Linked DNA regions of Homo sapiens: region 1 is linked to region 2. The links are chromatin contacts, found by Hi-C in ENCODE. All regions are on one chromosome and are shown on one strand. Each heading gives the region's core, a stretch centred on a gene start or an enhancer-like site at or near the end of the contact. The rest is flanking DNA. Distances are from core to core; before and after follow the strand shown. Region 1 overlaps LOC349160 (a long non-coding RNA gene). Region 2 has its middle 55 kb from the start of MTPN.

The links. A loop is a pair of places that touch in the nucleus more often than their neighbours do. Pooled maps may share reads with other maps.
Region 1: a pooled map shows a loop between it and region 2 (5-fold over the local background). The contact joins two enhancer-like sites. A Hi-C loop is called at or near these places in 9 of 50 pooled maps.

What each region holds. Positions count from the first base shown.
Region 1 is chr7:137,079,310-137,084,906 of GRCh38, reverse strand. All of the region lies in intron 1 of LOC349160 (a long non-coding RNA gene), which reads left to right. Among named protein-coding and RNA genes, the nearest start is that of MIR490, 180 kb to the right of the region's middle. RefSeq lists a silencer at 3,741-3,933. Within about 2 kb of position 3,351, at least 3 of the 41 ENCODE cell types and tissues checked have a DNase peak (open chromatin) inside an H3K27ac peak, as active enhancers do.
Region 2 is chr7:136,029,709-136,035,397 of GRCh38, reverse strand. It overlaps a transcript of LOC105375523 not described here. Among named protein-coding and RNA genes, the nearest start is that of MTPN, 55 kb to the right of the region's middle. Within about 2 kb of position 1,862, at least 7 of the 41 ENCODE cell types and tissues checked have a DNase peak (open chromatin) inside an H3K27ac peak, as active enhancers do.

The DNA of each region.
Region 1 (5,597 bases), core at 2,102-4,601, 1.0 Mb before region 2:
AGCTTTTTCCTGGTTTCATGATGAGAAAGACAAGAGGGCGTGTTTCCAGGAGAAATTTCACAGCACCCCTAAAGAGCCGATGCTTTAATTAGAACAATATTTCAAGTGTCAGTGGATAAGACTACTAAATAAAACTGGGGGATAAGCTGATGGAGGTGAGAAAGTCCTTGAAGGCCCTTTAAGCTCTCTGGAGAATAGAGCAATGTGTAATATACATCCTAGAAGAGAACAATAATTAAATATGATTTATGCCTCCAGATCTCAGTATAATCAAATGTCCTCTTATTTTTCTCACTAGTGGACTTATGTTTTGTTTTCAATGATTATGTTTATGATGCATTAAATTTCTTTACAGACAATGAAATGTTTAGCTTCTCTTTTTCACATTACCACTGTCTGTACTGTATTTTATGCTGAATTTAGATCTAGTCTATAGGCATGGTAGAAATATGCTGTTTGCTCTATCTGGGATACCCTTTCCTTCTTCCTCACTGCTGTTTCAGAAGAGTAAGTCTTGTATCTTCTTTGGGACTTGGCTGAAATTTCCTTCACGAAATCCTTTTATAATCCAAGAATACTGGAATTGCTGTCCTGCCTCAAAATACTTTTACCCCTCTGTTTCTTCATGTCCTACCACTTATGCATTGTGCCTCTCTATTTGTTCCTGGGTTTATGCCAGGAAGCAATAAACCTCTATATTGTTGTAGTTCAAAACTTGGACTCCCGAATCACAATATACCTGCACTGCTAACTTTGCAGCTAACTAGCTTTGTAGCCTTGGGAAAGTTATTTAGTGTCTCTGGGAATTAATTTTTTATATGTGAAATGGAAATGATCCCAGGTAGTTTCATAGGGCTGCCATGATGATAGTATGAGGTAATGCATATAAAGAACTTAGCATGGTGCCTGGCTGAGTAAACTGTCCAAAATTGTTTTCATTATTTTTAATATTATTGTTTTCTGTGATGACAAGAAATTGTGGTTCATAGTAGAGACTGAAGAATATTTAATCAATAATTAAGAAACATTTCTTGTTTCTCTGTCTATTCAGGAATCAAGAAAGTTATTTTATTTATTTTTTAAGGCGGTTACTTTAAATTTAAAACTAAACTATTAATAAACTAAAAGTGTCAAAACAAAACTCTTCTGTTCTGCCCCTCATAAATGGGAGAGCAAAATAGATAGTATCTTTAGAGAGGGAAGATACTGGAGCCAGATAGATGTATTTTGGGTTAAACTCAATGTAACAAAGACCATTTTCAGTAGGAAGTTGTAACAAAAGACTTTGATAGCAGAGGTCAGTTTTTATGTCATTACGCAGTATCTGTCTTTGGTTTGAATTACTGGTGCTTTCTAAAATATTACATATACCCACATTCAAATATGCAAATAACATTTTAAATTATTTGATATTTTAGATTTTTCATGTTGTGTTTTTGTTGCATGAGTAAATCATCTCTCCCTACTATGAGAATCTGCCTGTCTACGATAGGCAGGAAATCCAGTAAGTTCAGAGAGTCATTACCTTAGAGGATGTTTGTATTTGGTTGGTGCAAAAATAATCGTGGTTTTGCCATTAAAAGTAATGGCAAAATCCGGCCAGGAGTGGTGGCTCATGCCTGTAATCCCAGCACTTTGGGAGGCCGAGGCAGGTGGATCACCTTAGGTCAGGAGTTCAAGACCAGCCTGACAACATGGAATTAACCCTATCTCTACTAAAAATAAAAAATTAGCCAGGCGTGGTGGCTCATGCCTGTAATCCCAGCTACTCGGGAGGCTGAGGCAGGAGAATTGCTTGAACCTGGGAGGTGGAGTTTGTGGTGAGCCGAGATCACGCCATTGCACTCCAGTCTGGGCAATAAGAGAAAAACTCTGTCTCAGAAAAAAAAAAAAAAAAAAGGATGGCAAAATCCACAATTACTTTTCCACAAATTGAACAATCACTGATTGATCTCCCAGTTTAGATACTAATGTGCAACTGTCATACCTATTTGAAAGGAAAAGCGTTAACCAGCAAAACAGAAACAAAAGGAAGATAAGATTTCTTATAGTCGTCTTCTTTGTTGTTAGTATTTTAGGTTTCCTGTTGGGGATTACTTAAGTGTCAAGTTCACCACCTGGCTTTCAAAGTCAAGAGGATAATGAAAATTATTATGCCTTGCATTTACATACTGTTCTGCAATTTATAAAATGCTTTCACAGCAACCAGTTCATTATTCCTTGTACTTGCCATTCTGGATGAAGACAAATCAGCAGAGAGCTGTGAACCTTGTGTGGATTATTGAATCTTCCAGGATGGCTTTGAATGTATCACAATATGGCATAGTTGGGCTCTGAAAATGTTACTAAGTTGTTGAGAAGGATATGTTGTTCACTGTAATAGACAGTGTTCTATTTTGGAAGACTCACAAAATAAACTTCCTACTACCATAATCTAGGGAATACCTGTCCATCTCTTGAGCAATTTAATCATATGGACATTGGCACTATGGAACTGATTTGAAATCTTCATATATTGACTGATAAAATGATCAAATCTGATTTTGCCAAAAAGCAAGAACAAGGACGCAAGACTTACATTAGCCTCATTCTTGGCTACCTTAAATGGCTCTGTGCTTTTTTCTTCTTTATCTATTTCAAATTTATGGTACCTTGCCATATTTATGTGTCACTGTAAACTACTTCAAGTCCTTTTTTTAAATGAAGAAAGGCATACATTATTAAAGTGTTTTGCATGTAATATTCTATTTGAATCTCACATGAGCCCTCTATAAAAGGCATATTACTAACCCAATTTTAACTATCCACCCATATTTCTCACTCTTTTCCCCAAAAACAGTTAGACATTTTCTGCAAAGTTTGAGGCTGGCAAAGATCTATGATTGGGATTCTGTGCTCTGTAATCCTGGATCCTGCTTTGTGTAATAGATCCCAAGTGCAGGCTTATGCAAGCAGACAGCCTGGAATCCATGCCAGCACTGTGTCTCTCCAGCACTGATTAATTTCTGTGCCTAAAAGCCATGTGTTCATCGTGGATGATAAGCTTGTTGCACAAACATAAGCTAACCACATTGAGTAAGTTTGGCATTAGTTCTGCATGAACCCCAGGGAGAAGGGTATTAACCAAAAGGAATAAAAAAATTCCTGCCAATTTAGGCATGAATGAAATGTTTTAAGGCATCTGTAGACTTTTACATACTAATAAGAAAAAAAACATATGTTTTATAAAGCTGATTTGCAATTCATTTAACCAAACAGGTTGCACTGAGGAATTCCAGGTTCTAGACTTTGAAAGTGGTCTAGACATGTCCTTAGCAATGGAGGCACATGAATACAAATAAATATAAAATCACTAATAATCAAAACATGCCATCTATCGTACTAACTTTGATGGAAATACTTATATACAAAGAAAGTCATGACACTATTTTGTGGTGTACCAAAATATGATTTCTATGCATGTAATCATAGAAGCTTGCAATTTCCAGATCAGTCTTCTTTTCCTCCTCCTCCTCCTCCATAAAAAAAAAGGCAAGCAAAGAATAAAGAAAAGGAAAGAAAAAGGGGAAAATAAAATCTGTGAAGGAGCACAACCGCATGAATAATGCCATCATAGATTGGATCACCTTGAGAATCATGCTCTGTTTTCGTTTTCCCTTTTGTGTTAACATAGAAACAAAGTTCCACCTTTACATTGTTCTAAAAGAATTTTTTCATATTTATGGGAGAGAAAGGTGAAGGGAGGCCATGTGTATGTGGTCCAATTAGAAACATAGGCTTTTAGAGCTGGCAGGAAACCTGGGGATCATGTACTGGATTCTCCCACCTGGTGCAGGAAGTCTTTCTGCTGCATCTCTGACAGATGGTCAGCGAGCCTTTGCTGGGAAACCCCAGCCGTGAGAAACTTAGCACACGCCCACTGCCACCACCACTGTGGGGAAGAAGGCTTGTTCAACCCTACAGCCATCCTTGCTAACTTCTTTTTTTTGTGTTCTTGTTTTTTGGAGCATTAAAAGACAGCACTTCCTTTCTACTATATGACAACCCTTCAAATCAATGAAAGAGCTGTTATGATTGTCCTACTATGATCCTAAGTTAAACCCATGAGTTTTCCTCATCTGCTCAACATGTGGTATTGCCTTCAGAATCTTCACTAGTCTGGTCACTCTACTGTTGATAGAATCAACCTGTTCGTGATTGTCCTAAAATGTGATTACCCAGGGAGGGATCACTTAGTTTGGGCTGCAGTGGGACTATGAATCCTGTGTTGAAATTACAAACTACTTTTATTGGCCTGGCCTAAGATTGCATTGCTTTTTAACGGCTGCATCAACATTATTTGCTTTTTGTAAGGATTAGAGTTACATAAACTCTCTAAATATCTAAATTTTTCCATTTAACATGATTTTAGCCCATAATAGTTTTTTTAACCACATACTTAATGGTAAGATCATAGGCTAAGTTTAACCACATACTTAATGGTACGATTATATGCTAAATCTAATAAAATTAATCAGAATTTATAAATGTATATCAGAATTTGTGAATTTATCAGAATTCACAAATTCTGATGAATTTATCAGTTTAACAAATTTGGATATGTGGCTCATGCCTATAGTCCCAGTACTTTGGGAGGTCTAGGTGGGGGGATCACTTAATCCCAGAAGTTTGAGTCCAGCCTGGTCAACATAGTGAGACCCCCATCTCTACAAAAAATGTAAAAAAGAAAAACTTGGTCAGGTGTGGTGGCTTATGCCTGTAATCTCAGCTACTCAGGAGACTGAGGCAGGAGAATCACTTGAGCCTAGGAAGCAGAGGTTGCGGTGTGCCGCGATGGTGCCATTGCACTCCAGTCTGGGCCACAGAGTGAGACCCTGTCTCGAAACAAAACAAAAAACAAAACAAAGAAAAGAAAAGCATATTTTGTCGTGGTGGCACACACCTGTAATCCCAGTTGCTCTGGAGGCTAAAGTGAGATGATTTCTAGAGCCTGGGAAGTTGAGGCTGCAGTGAGCCATAATCTTGCCACTGCACTCTAGCCTGGGCAGCAGAAAGACCCTGTTTCAAAACAAAAATTCAGAATTGCATGTAAACCAACTCCCTCCAAAATTCTTGATTTTTGTGCTACAGATACATTATCCAAACTTTCTTGTAGGTAAGTCTTATTTTGAATCATCTTTGTATGTAACCTAAATATTTTTTTCTTTTTCTTAAGACAGGGTGTTGCTCTGTCACCTATGCTGGAGTGCAGTGGCAAGATCACAGCTCACTGTAGCCTCAACCTCCTGGGTTCAAGTGATCCTCCAGCCTCAGCCTCCTGAGTATCTGGGGCTACAGACCTAAATATTTCTATGTAACTGGAGAATCTGGAACTGGTACCTTACTCACATGTGGTAGGAATAGTCATGTCTGACTATATTATGTGTGTAACCAGGATATTGAGCAAGGATACTAATATGAAAAAGTATTCTTTATATTTTTCCTCTTTTTTTTTAAACTTATTTTAACGAATACTTTTTTTCTATCCTTAACAACCCACTGGCAGCTTCTGTGGCTTTTCCTGCCAGTTTCAATTAATGTAAATTCAGTTTAAAACA
Region 2 (5,689 bases), core at 613-3,112:
AACAAAATCATGTCCTCTGCAGCAACAGGGATAGAGTTGGAGGACATTATCCTAAGCAAATTAACGCAAGAACAGAAAACCAAATATAATGTTCTCACTTCTAAGTGGGAGCTAAACATTGAGTACACATGGACACAAAAAAGGGATTAGACACTGGGGCCAACTTGAGGGTGGAGAATGGGAGGAGGGAGAGGACTGAGAAACTACCCATCAGGTACTATGCTCATTACCTGGGTAACAAAATAATCTGTACACCAAACCTCCATAACGTGCAATTACCCATGCAACAAACCTGCACACATGTCCATGCTAAAACTAAAAGTTCGAAAGAATTTTAAAAATAAATACAAAGAAATGTAGACCACATTCCCAACTACTACTCAAAACAAAAACAAGAAGAAAAGAAATCACATTACAAATAGCACATACATTGAAGGCAACTAACTTCTTCTTCTTCTTTTTTTTTTTTTTTTTTTAGAGGGAGTTTCGCTCATGTTGCCCAGGCTGGAGTGCAATGGCGCAATCTCAGCTCACCACAACCTCCGCCTCCCGGGTTCAAGCGATTCTCCTGCCTCAGCCTCCCGGGTAGCTGGGATTACAGGCATGCGCCACCATGCCCAGCTAATTTTTGTATTTTTAGTAGAGATGGGGTTTCTCTATGTTGGTCAGGTTGGTCTCGAACTCCTGACCTCAGGTGATCTGCCCGCCTCAGCTTCCCAAAGTGCTGGGATTACAGGCGTGAGCCACTGCGCCCAGCTGGCAACCAACTTCTTAATAGGCTTTTTGGGGAGGAAAAACTGGGCTCTAACAGGGACCTGCTTAAAACCCTATGCTCCTAGAGAGCTGGGCCACCAGCATGAAGCACAGAGACTGGGGGTAACTGGCTATTAAACTGAACAGAGCTGAACTCTACCAGAGACCTCCAGCTTTATGGAAAGTGCATGCTAACAGTGTCATCAGCCTGTCCCTTTAATCTCAAAACACCTCACCAATTTGATTCTCTTCCTCAACATACAGCCTAGAATATGTCTTATCTCAAGCTTCTCAAGCTACAGAAGCCAAGGCCCTTCCGGTTTTTAGCACCTAAATGACAGTAGTGAGGACTAAGATGAGAGGTGGACCAAGGTCACATACTGAAGAGAGCATAAGCAGGACACTAGAGCATCGTACTTGGCAGGGTTTTTCAAAGTTAGGTTGTTGGACGACCTTGCCTCAGAATCTCTAGGGGTGCTAGGTCAAAGTGAGATTCCTGGACCACATCACAGACCTAACAAGTCAGCATCTTGGAGGTACAGCCCAGGAATCTGCATTTTAAAGAAGACCGTCCCCTCACCTCCCACCCCAAATGACTGGTATGCTCTACAACTTTAAAGATGTATTGTCATTAAGGGAAAGTGGAATCAGGGTAACCTCGGGGCGAGCAGCCAAGGAACAAGGAGAAAAAACTGGGGGAGCATCCAACAGCAACAGCAGGGACAAAAGGAGACAAAGCCATAGAAGCAGAAAAGCAATGTGACGGGTCACAGTAAATTTTCTGGACTTAAGTAGGACTTCACTGGAAAAGCTACAGTCCCCTTGCCCCTACAGGCATGCCTCTGCAGCTATTAAAGGCATGGTACTCTGACAGATTACAGCTCCTTGCTAATTAAATTGTAAATCTTGTTTCAACTGTTTAAGAAAATCAAGGACACTAAAATGCAGTCATCTCTAAGCTAGAGTAGAGCAGCTGTCTTATCTTGAAAGAACACAGCACCCCAGCAGAATCTACATCAGAGGGAAAGCAAAGAGTCCCTGGGAGCTGGAGATGAGACGAGTGAGCTTGATAAAGTGCAGTTAAATGTTACCGGAACACTATGTACTAAACAAAGTTTCAGTAACAATCTGACAGCCTGCTTTTCAAATTTAAAGCCTACTCAAAAGGTCAGACTGCCGCACATCTCCAATCTCCTGCTCAATTCTAGATAGCTTCTAAAGGCCTGGGTCTCTCCTGCTTTCTGAACTATAACATTAGTGTTTCTCAATCTACTCATTTTAATAGAGTACTCCAGAGCCACACATCCAGAAGGTTCTTCAGAGGTCAACTTGCTATGCCTCTACTTTAAGAAAGAGCTCAGCTACAAACTGTGTTTACAAAAGGTATCTCTGCTTGTCCTACTAGTTCATGCCAGGGATTCGAATTAAAATGCTCACATTTTTATTGAAAAGACATTTCTCACACACTCTCACCCAAATGTCAACCTCCTGCAATGGGGAAAAGGGGTGATACATATTAGTCAAGGAGTTGGTGATGGGAACCTTCTTTTACCTCTCTTCAAGTTTCCATGGGACATCATCAATATAACACACATGACCTCTCCCCACGCACTCACTTATTTTATTCCATGGTAAGTGGAATGATCTATATGATGAGTGAGTTTGGAAAAGAAACAAAGCAGGCATTCTTCAGCCTTATTTTCCCATTTCTCTGCTTGCTGGCAGACACCTCTGGTCTGATGCTCTGTTTCATCAGGATTGCAGAGATGTCCATGGTTTTCTAGCCCTACCTAGGTAGGTGAGTCTCCCCAAATTGGAGAAAGGAGCCAGGAAATTATTATTGCCATATGCCTGACCCACATTCTCCAAACTAGCCTTTATTACTAATAAAGGGGCTATTTGGAATTTCATCTGCCTTACTCATTATCTCTCTCATAATTGGTTCAGAACTAGGTGGAAAGAAAGTGGAGTAGTGTATAGGTTGCCCTCAAGTCCCCAACATTTGGCTTCTATTATACTTTCGGTTTAGGAAAGACTCAGCATAAATCTTTTTGGTTAGAGGAATAAAGGGGATCCTCTCAGCCTAATGCCAATAATTCAGACCGTGGAGGAGAATCACCTCCTAACACAGCTACATTACATGCATTTGAGGGTGATTATTGGTAGAAAAACAAAAACAAACCAAAAATGCGCCAGTTGCACAGGACTTATGTAGGTACGTAGGTAAAAATTACTATTCCATTTGTAGACACTATTGCTCTGTGATCTACCCTTTATTTTTGGTTGTGAGTGGACTAAATATAGGTGCTCTGTTTGCCATTTCCATAATGTTTGCATTTTCTCGCCTCCAGACCTTCGTACACACCACCACCCATGGAATGGCCTCTGTTGGGGCCACGATTGTTCATGTGGAAAATGCCTGCTTATCCTTCAGGACTTATTTCAGATTTTAACTCACCCTGATCTTTTCAGAGTTAAATACTTCTTTGTCTTACTATAGCATCTCATTTATAACTCTATTAGTGTGTGTGTGTGTGTGTGTGTGTGTGTGTGTGTGTGAGAGAGAGAGAGAGACAGAGAGAGAGAGAGTCCTGCTCTGTCATTCAGGCTGGAGTGCAGTGGCACAATCACGGCTCAGCAGCCTCAACCTCCTGGGTTCAAGCGGTCCTTCCACCTCAGCCTCCCTAGTAGCTGGGACCACAGGTGCATGCCGCCACATCCAGCTAATTTTTTTTTCTGGTTTCTGTTTTGGTTTTGGTTTTGGTTTTGGTAGAGATGGGGTCTCCCTATGTTGCCTAAGCTGGTCTCAAACTCCTGGGCTCAAGTGATCCTTCTGCCTTAGCCTCCCAAAGTGCTGGGATTACAGGCCCTCACTTTTTTCACGTCTTTCCCTCCTCTCAACACCTGCACCATTACACTGGGAACTCTGGAAAGCATAACCATCTTTTATATCATCTTTATCATCCCCAACCCCTAACTCAGTGCCTGGCATATGGTAATGCATAATAAATATGTGAGGAGTGAGAGGCAAGTAAAAGAAGAAAAGAGACAGAGACATGGGCACAGATACAGAGAGCCAGGTAGAAGACAGAAAGAGAGAAACAAGGATAAAGACACACAAAGAGGGACCAGAAAGGTGGAGAATAGGCATGCGGGGGGATAAAAAGAAAGGAAGAAAAGAAAAATAAAGTCATAACCACATAGTCTCCCTCCTCCTACCAAAATACTTGCTAAGGTCTTACTGAACTCTAAGGATAGCTATGAATGGGAGAAAACTGGCCAACACAACCAAGGACCATGACAAATGTAAGTGGCTGAAAAGCAAAGGGGATGCTTTGAAAAACTCTGCCTAGAATCCAAGCAGATCTGCAGAACCGCACTCTTGTTGCTAGCCCAAGTGTAGGAAGAAGAGAGAGCTTACGTGCAAAAGGTATACATGAACCCTCCCACAAGTGGAAGCTTTCTATTTCGACTGTGCTATGAAGAAATGATTTATCTGCTTGCTAACAGCATTTCCCAATCCTTCTTGTTTCATTATTGATATAAAGAAGAAAAGAGTTTAAACTGATTCATTTTTTCTTTTGACCTCTAAACCACATTTGCTTGCTTACCTGATTGTGGAACTTTCAGGAGATTATTTAAACTTTCAGGTTTGCATCATAAGGTACTTTTTCTGTAGGCATGCCATAAATCTGCGAGATGAACTGTGATTCATTCCTGTAGGTATTAGTATGTCATTATGTAAGCATTGCCAATAATGAAAAAAAATTACTAGCAAATGTTATGGCAAAGAACAAATAAAAGCAGCTATATCTAAGTATTATATCTCTATATTATAATAAAAGATGGGCTGTGTATAAAGAAGTAATTTATAACAGCTCACAAGCAACTCAACATTTTTCAGATGATTATCAGCCAAATTGTCATGTACCAAATAGGAAATTAAACAAAACAAAAAGTCATACACAGAAATAACCAATTAGAGATTCTCCTCTTTACACTGTTTTCTGAAATGAATTGGATTATTTCTCCACAAAGACATAGTAGGCTCACTAAGGAGGACCACGGTATGTACAAAGCATTTCCCATGTGTACCACAGCGTGTCTGTATTAGGCAGTCAAATCCTAGTGGCCAAGACCTAAGTAACTCCTTGGTTAGCATTTATGACTACAGTGTGTGTCAATAGGCTTTTATGTTTCTTTGTTGGTTGTTGTTGTCATTTTGGCAAGGGGTGCTATTTTGTTTTGTTTTGTTTGTTTTGTTTCAAACTCTATGCAACCAACATTTATTAGCAGCTCCTGTTTGGCAAATACTGAGCCATACCCTAAAGAAACTTTTTAAACACGAGTAAGGCTCAAACCCTGTATTCAAGGATCTCATAGGTCTTTCGATTTTGGCAGTGCTACAAATACAGACATTCTGTCTGCTGCTAGCCTAGGCCCCCATGGAGCTCCTGGGAAACTTAACAGAGAGCAGGCATAGAGGTCCAATCTGCCACCCTCACCCTCTCCCTTTATCATCAAACCTACCTGTCTCACCAGTTTCAAATGACTCTTCCAACCCTTATTTTATTTACCTTTGTGTCAATGCCATTTGTCTATTTCCAACATCCCTCTAAGCAGATCATATGTGTTTTAAGTACAAAAATAGGTCTTACTTATTTTGATGTCATCTAGAGCAAGGAATTCAGTGTGTAGATTAATAAACTGTTTCCATCTGTCTTACCTTCCTAATGGTATCATGAGTTCTTTGAAGAAATAAACATTTTTTGGTGATAACCAAATACCTCATACAAAAATATTTGGTTATCACCAAAAAAAAAGAGAGCACTTCAATGATGGAAGGTATTATATAACATAACTATTAAGACTAGACAATCTCAGGGTGGAGGAAGACCTTCAGCTCTTATTTTGAGGGGTAAGGGGAACTGAATTC